3 separate regions of the Mus musculus genome follow, and all the other regions are linked to region 2. A link is a loop called in an ENCODE intact Hi-C map of the cell type or tissue named here. Cell type or tissue: heart. All regions are shown on one strand.

The links. Hi-C counts contacts between places; a loop is a spot of excess contacts. Peaks named below come from ENCODE experiments on the same cell type or tissue, not always from the same donor. Only the 100,000 strongest peaks of a DNase experiment are listed, where the experiment ranks them.
Region 1: it touches region 2 in a loop (2.0-fold over the local background); 4 of 42 quality-filtered maps call a loop at or near these places.
Region 3: it touches region 2 in a loop (6-fold over the local background); 21 of 42 quality-filtered maps call a loop at or near these places.

The regions. Positions count from the first base shown.
Region 1 is chr3:9,480,557-9,483,056 of GRCm38, reverse strand. All of the region lies in intron 2 of Zfp704 (zinc finger protein 704), which reads left to right. Among named protein-coding and RNA genes, the nearest start is that of C030034L19Rik, 79 kb to the right of the region's middle. In heart, no CTCF peak of the experiment used is centred here; a DNase peak (open chromatin) is centred at 1,546.
Region 2 is chr3:9,592,737-9,595,236 of GRCm38, reverse strand. All of the region lies in intron 1 of Zfp704 (zinc finger protein 704), which reads left to right. Among named protein-coding and RNA genes, the nearest start is that of Zfp704, 16 kb to the left of the region's middle. In heart, a CTCF peak has its summit at 1,215 (motif pointing right); no DNase peak of the experiment used is centred here.
Region 3 is chr3:9,398,966-9,401,465 of GRCm38, reverse strand. No RefSeq gene overlaps it. Among named protein-coding and RNA genes, the nearest start is that of C030034L19Rik, 2.8 kb to the left of the region's middle. In heart, a CTCF peak has its summit at 1,096 (motif pointing left); a DNase peak (open chromatin) is centred at 665; H3K27ac peaks cover 281 bases.

The sequences.
Region 1 (2,500 bases), 110 kb after region 2:
CACATAAGTATTTTAATCACAGAAAATTCTGTCTATACCTCTAGTTGAACCAAGTTGTAGGCAAGGTGAGATGACGCGTGCCTGTAATTCTGGTGCTCAGAGGTAGAAGCAGATCTTTGAGCTCAGAGCAAGCCTGGGCTGCAGAGAGTGCCCAGGTCTGCCAGAGCCACGTAGTGAGCTCCTGTCCTCAGAGAGAAGGTCCAAAGCAGGTGAAGAGGAAGGAGTACCAGTGTCATGCCTAGCATCACGCTGGGTCACTTCCTGGACAGGCCTGGCTAGCTGGCTGAGTTCCCCTTAAAAAAGTCCCCAAGTCCGTTTCTTAGTAGAATATGGGAATGTGGCAGTGACATCGTTGGTACACGCTTGTCAATTTAAAGTAGTACATATAGAAATCTAGCATTCTTAATTTACAACAGATATTTTCTATGTCTTTTTTGAAGACACAAATATTTTTTTTATTTTACTTATTTACTTGTTTGTTTATTTATTTATTTATTTGGTTTTTCGAGACAGGGTTTCTCTGTATAGCCCTGGCTGTCCTGGAACTCACTTCGTAGACCAGGCTGGCCCTGAACTCAGAAATCCTCCTGCCTCTGCCTCTGCCTCTGCCTCCCAAGTGCTGGGATTAAAGGCGTGCGCCACCACGCCCGGCTGACACAAACATTTTTTAAAGAGTATACTTTTCCTTTTTGAAGCCAGGTATGGAAGTTATGTGCCTTGGGAGGGATTGACTCTGGCACCCCAGACCCCTGGGTGTGTGAAGGAGTGTGCCCACTTGAGTGCAGCCTTTACCCAGTTCTCCCCAGCTCAGGTTGGTCACTCTGAAGGGCAGTGCCTCTGCAACAGAGTCCAGTCCCAGTCCCTTCCTGACACGTGGACAGCCATGGCTGCAGAATGGCCTTTGGAATGGCGTGGGCGGCCCACTCAGGCTCCCCTGATGCTCATTGACATGGCAGAGTCAGGACAATGATTGGTCTTTTTACATAGTCAGAAAGGGAAATGGCTGTTAACCGTGACTAGGAGGGGCTCTCAGTTTGTTGTCTGCAGAGTAGTTACTGTTACAGGTAGGGAAGCAGCAGAAATAAGAAAAGCTGTATTGGTAAACCTATGTGGGTATTGTTTGCTTATTTTTGTCTAGCAGACAGTGACTTTATCCATAGTTCTTAAGTTGGCAAACCAGCAAACACTAGACTTGTTTTCTCCCAATTTCCTGCATAAAATAACTATGGCCATAAACTGTGGCTAGCAGCTCTATACATTATTTGAGCACACACGAAGTTGAGGCCTCCAGGTACTAACATAATGAGCTGCACAGTAAGTACATCGGGGATGACCCACCATGAACATGAGATAGAGGTGCAACTTGGATGACAGTTTCCTCCTTGAGGGTGACTGGGATGTTGTTGAGCAAGCAGACTGATAACTTCAGGCTTCCTGAATGACATAGGGCTCTGCCTTCCCATTACAGTGGACCCTGCTGTTCTTGAATGAGTGGCAGGCCCTGCTGACAAGGCAGGACTGTGGGACAGCTGGCTGACGGCCCAAGCAGACGGCAGCCCAGCCAAGAGGTTCCTGGAGAGTGGTGGCCTTTTTCGGACTTTTGAGGATATCGGGCACGCCCTCAATGGGATGGAGAGAAACTAGAATGGAAGGAAAAGGCTGGCTGCTCCTGGAAGCAGAGCCAGGGACAATAATGTCCCAATAGAACAGACTAGAAGTGCAGACTCACATACATAAAGGATTCAAGCAGGTATACACACCCAGATAGTCAACACAGACATATGCACAAGTACACACAGGACCCAGATACATATACCCAGAGACCTACAAAGTACAGCTGCCAAAATAAATTCCGCAACTTGTCACATTCTTTCTGGCCTTTTTTGTCACCACATGATGTGTAAGTGGTGGCCACCGGTTGTGATTGCATGTTCAGAGAGAACACGGTTTAGGACTGCCTGTGACTCCTGAAGACCCATGTTGGCTGTAGTCAGAAAGCTTCAGACCCACACAGTGAAAGAGGCTCTGAGGAATGTTGGAGACACTTCTCCGAGCTTTGCTCTCTGAGGCTCCTCATCTCATCAAGAAGGCCAGCTAAGAACACGGATTGTTTTCAGGGAATTTCAGGGAGATTCTAAAGTTTACCAGGAATCCATGAGGCTTTGTAAATATAGAAAATTTATCACAGACATTGGAGAAAAATCAATTTTGCCTAGATAGACTAGCTTGGTTTGTTTGTTTGCTTGCTTGTTTGTTAGGGCCAGTAGAAAACCATTTGCAGGGATCACCTGTTTAAAAGCTAAAATCTTTGATTTTCACAAGACAGAAGTAAAGAACCCCCAAGTCCAACAAGATGACAGTGTAAATGTGGATAACCACAGAGCTTCTGAGATGTTTTGGTCTCTGTGCCTGTCCACCCTTAGTGACAGTACTGACTGGTTTTGTGTGTCAACTTGACACAGCTGGAGTTATCACAGAGAAAGGAGCTTCAGTTGAGGAA
Region 2 (2,500 bases):
ATTTGAGACAGGGAGGTTTGAAAAGTACAGTTGTAAGGGGATCTAAAATATGGAGAGCAAAACCACAGCCATTTATATCTAGCAAGGTATAATTATTAGTTTGTGTTCATATCACCAAAGAAAATGATTGAAATTCCAGGGCAGCATAAATGAAGGGACTTCTGCTCACTGAGATGCCGATTGACGCCACTCTGTCAGCACTGAGCGCTGAGCACCCTGGGTACAGACTCCTTTCCGCTCTCTGATACTCAATAGTTACAGCTCCTCGTGGCTAGCCTCAGTTGACCCTTTTGATAAATGCAGAGCTTGATAACATTTTTCTTGTTTTATGAATGTGGAAAACAAGAGAAATGGCAGCTTCTGTGGAAAGAAATACATATGAGGTAACTTCATATCAAATGACACAGATATTTGTCAAACATTTCAGAAAACAGTTGGGACCAACAGATTTAAAAAATAATTGGAATCGGTACCTAAGCAACAATGGAAATTTAAGGAGAGAGGAGACTGTTTTGGATCGACTTACAGATTAAAACAATGTGAGCTGCCTTGTTCGTAAGTTGTCAGACGTCATGTAGCAGGTGCTGTGCAAGGCAGCTCCGAGTCACTTCCTGAACACTCAGTTGCCCGTGCTCTATTAATTTGGGTCGAGATCCAAAGTGTAATTAAGAACATGTTCTTCAAATGCATGTTTTGGATAGGTTTTTCAATTAGTAGATTAATGTTCTTCCAACTCAGAGAAAATCTAACAAAATATTAGAAAACTAATAAAAAATGTGAATGACAGTCTTAAAACTTAAAAGACAGTGTGGATTGTGTCTATTAGAAAAGAAAGCAGTCTTGTTTTCCATATAGTGCGTGTCCCTGTCAGGGGCACAGGGGCAGCTATGTTGGTAGGTGCTTGCTATGCAGGTGTGATGACTATCCATCCGCAGAGCTGCTGGTGCTTATGTGGGAATCAGAGACAGGCGGATCCGAGGCTGGCGCTCAGCTGCCTTTGCCTGACCTGTGAGTACCAGGTCCTGGTAAAGAGACCCCACTGTGCCAAAAGTGAGGGGCTGGAGAAGTGAGGTGGTTGCTCACTGAATGAGAGCACCTGCAGTTCTGCTAGAAAACCCAAGTGCAATCCAGCCTTCCACATGGTTTTTTTTTTTTTTTAAAACAGGACTTAGATTTAAAACTGTGTTTGCAGGTTCCTGAGGAGGCCTGAAGAGGGCACCAGATTCACCTAGAGTTGTCCAGTATAGGTGCTGTCAACTGAATTTGAGTCCTCTGCAGTAGAAGCAAGTCTTCTACTTCTGAGCCATCTCTCCCGCACAAAGATGACTTCTGTTTTAATTACATGGACACATACATGGCTATGTAACTCACTTTCGTGCTGGTGCCTATGAAGGGGACAGTGGGTCCTCTGGAGTGGGAATACCGGGGACCTAAGAGAACTGTGGGTCCTCTGGAGTGGGAGTACCAGGGACTTAAGAGAACAGTGGGTCCTCTGGAGTGGGAGTACCAGGGACTTAAGAGAACAGTGGGTCCTCTGGAGTGGGAGTACCGGGGACCTAAGAGAACTGTGGGTCCTCTGGAGTGGGAGTACCGGGGACTTAAGTCCTGTAAAGCAGCAGTGCTTCTTGTTGTTTTGAGACATCTGCCCTGGCACTCCCAGAGATCCACCTGTCTCTGCCTCCCATGTGCTGGTATTAAAGGCATCGCATCACCTTGCCTGGCCTAGCAGTAAGCACTTTAACTGCTGAGCTGTTCGTCCAGCCCTTACATTTTTTGAGATGAAGTGGCTCACTGGGAACTGGGACCTGCAGGTTAGGTTAGGCAAGCTGGCCTTGAGTCCTTGGATCCTCCTGTCTTCCCAGCATTGGGATTGATGAATGCCACCTTGACTCACTGTTTACGTGGGTGCTAGGGATAGATCAAACTCAGGTTCTTAAACTCAATAGTCAGACCTGCACCAACTGAGCCATGTCCTCAGCCCTCAGCTGTCATGAGGATATAGTCCTGGCCTCTTAATCCGAGGTTGCAGCTCTGAAGTGTGTCACTCACTGCGCAGAAACCAGTACCCATCTGCAGTCACACGCAGGGTTCCCTGTAGCCACCATCTAGTGATTCCTTTTGTTTTCAGTGCCACTAAGTCTTTATTTGTTCATTGTGATTTCTTCCGGAGAAAGATGGAGCGAGGAGGAGAGTTAGGGTGTTAGAAAGCTTTAGGGACCAAGGGGAAAGAAGCCTGGGTAACAAAGCAAACCGTTCAGTAAGTGTGCTCAAGAGTTACGTTCACCGTGACTCAAGGGGGTGAGTGTTGAGGACCTGAGAGAAGGGTCCCCATTTTTCTTCTCAACTCAACTCTTCCTTGTAAATTCCAGACCAAGTTTTGGTGTTGAGTGGTAACTGTAGAGGTGACTTACATCAAAGCTGCATTGCTTTCTGATATTACTGTCTAGCTTTAGGCTGGCCTCAAACCCTCACTGCCTGCCTTAGTCACCAGAGTGCTGGG
Region 3 (2,500 bases), 190 kb after region 2:
CCAGTATGCTCTTTCCAGTTCTCATTTCTCTGCAGCAAAATAAACAAATAAACAAGCCAATAAACATCCAAATCAATATTTTACAACATAATAGCTCCCCTTTCCTTCTCTGTTTTGTGTCAGAGCAGCCTGACACCCATAGAAACCCCGGTTAGGGTCCCTGGAATGAAGCCATGTTTCTCTGAGAAAATTAAATGGAAAAAGCTAAGCAATGAGACAGAAAGATTCCCAGGATGCGATATTGCACATGTATGTACACACACACAAAGACACACAGACACACCAAAGTATGCACAATGTCCATGTATGTGAATATATATACCAAGGATAGACATGGCTATAGGTCAGGCTTCTGCCTGAGTTCTGAAGAGCAAACAGGAAGTCTTGGCTCTGTCTTCACCTGGAGGCAGCCCCAAGTGTGTTTATCACATGACATCACGTGCCAACTTGTAGTGTTTGCTTACCACAAGCGTGTGCTGCTTCTTTTCCTAATTGTAAACACAGGAGAGAAAAGTTAAACCCCACCACCAGGAAGCAGCTACCTGGCCTGAGGATAAAAGAAGTTACCGTTGACTTATTGAGGATCTGGGCCGATGCCCAGCCCCCTCCAGCCAGGACTGCCCCACGGGTGTGACAGTGATTCTCCTGGCCCCTGGAGAACTGAAACCCCTCTCTGCCTCCCTCAAGCCTACAGTTGGCTCTGGCTCTGGTCTTTTTCTAGCATATGGAATGCAGCCAAATTGGGATGTTTCCCAGGAAGGGCAAACAGCGCTTTGGAGATTGAATTAGAACAACTGAGCTTTTTTTTGGTGAGCCAATGGGCTCTATCCAGGCTATAAAGTGCCATGTAACAACTCTGAGTTCCTTTGCTTCTTCTTATATCTTAAAAGCTATAAAACAAACATTTTTTTAAAAAATCTCAAGATGCACTGCATAAAGAACTATTTATGCCCTGTAGGAACAAGGCATGCTCAGGTTCCCTCTCTGAAACTGTATGGATGGAAGGAAACTCTTTCTACTAACCACATTGTTGATACAATAAATGAAGCATATATAATTTCTATGAGTGATGTTTGTTATCAAACCTTTGTCAAATACTGCCCTCTGGTGGACCACTCAATTTTATTTTCTGCTAATTTTCTTTTTCTTTTTCTTTTCTTTTTTTTTTTTTTTTTAAGTCAGGGTTCAGTTATCTCAGGCTGGTCTCTCTGCAGAGTTAAGGACAACCTTGAACTCCTGACCACCTGCCCTTCACCTCCAAAATGCTGACATTACAGAGATGCACCACCGCCTTTCTATGACCTAGGGCTTCACAGATGCTAAGCAAGCACTTTATCGGATGAGGTATATCCCCAGGCCTGATATAGATTTTTTTAAAACACGAGTTGGGGACTGACAGACAACTTGGAGGTTAAGGACATTCTGCTCTTCCAGAGGGCCTTGGTGCCCACTTTGCACAGCTCACAATTCCCAAACTAGGGAATTCTATACCTTTTTTAAGCCCTCACTGGCATCTACATATGAAGCCTGTGTATACACATAAAACAAAAATACCAGCCGGGGGTGGGGGGGTGGGGGGCACCTTTTATCCCAGCACCCTGGAGGCAGAGGCAGGCAGAGCTCTGAGTTTGAGGCCAGCCTGGCCTACAGAGCAAGTGTCCAGACAGTCAGGGGAACACAGAAAAACCCTATCTTGGGGGGCCAGGGGTGGGGTTGGAGTTGTCAGACTAAGGCTGAAAGATTAAGTCTTGTGTTTTGGAAGTAAATAAACCTACATATAAGTTTTCAGATCAAAGATTCAGCATCCAGTGCTTTCTGGTTACTTTTTACATAAAACTGTGACATTTTACTCTTCCTTTAATATTTTAAATAACTGTCTCACTGGAACTTGTACATGAAGCACTTTCAAGGCAAACAAGTTAACTTCACAAACATTACCATATATTTTTTTCAAATTTCATAGAAGTTACTCCTGCAAGTATTTGGACAGGCACATTCAATTTAAAATCATTTCCCTGGCCCATGAGATGGATTGTCAGATAAAGGAGCCCGGTGGCCTGAGTCTGATGCCCAGGGCTTGCGTGGTGGATGGAGGGAAGCACTGTTGTCCTCTGACCTTCACATGTGCACACGCCCTGCCCCACCCCACCTCACACAAAATAAATGCTTTTTAAAAAGCTTAAATAATTTCCTACTTAACTGCTTTGAAACAGCTTACAACATAAGGGCATCTTAGCAGGACAGAAGCCTGAGGCCTGGATTCCAGAGCTTGGCTCTAGACAGTTCCCAACCTTGGGCCAAGATCTCTTTGGGGTCACAAATCAGACATCCTGTATATCCTATATTTACATCATGATTTGTCACTATCAGAACTAGAGTTGTGAAATAGCATCCAAAAGACTTTATGGTTGGGGTCACACCCTGAGGAGCTGAATTGGAGGGTCACAGCAAGGGAGGCTGCGAGTCTAGACATACAGGCCGCTGCTTTGAGACTCACTTG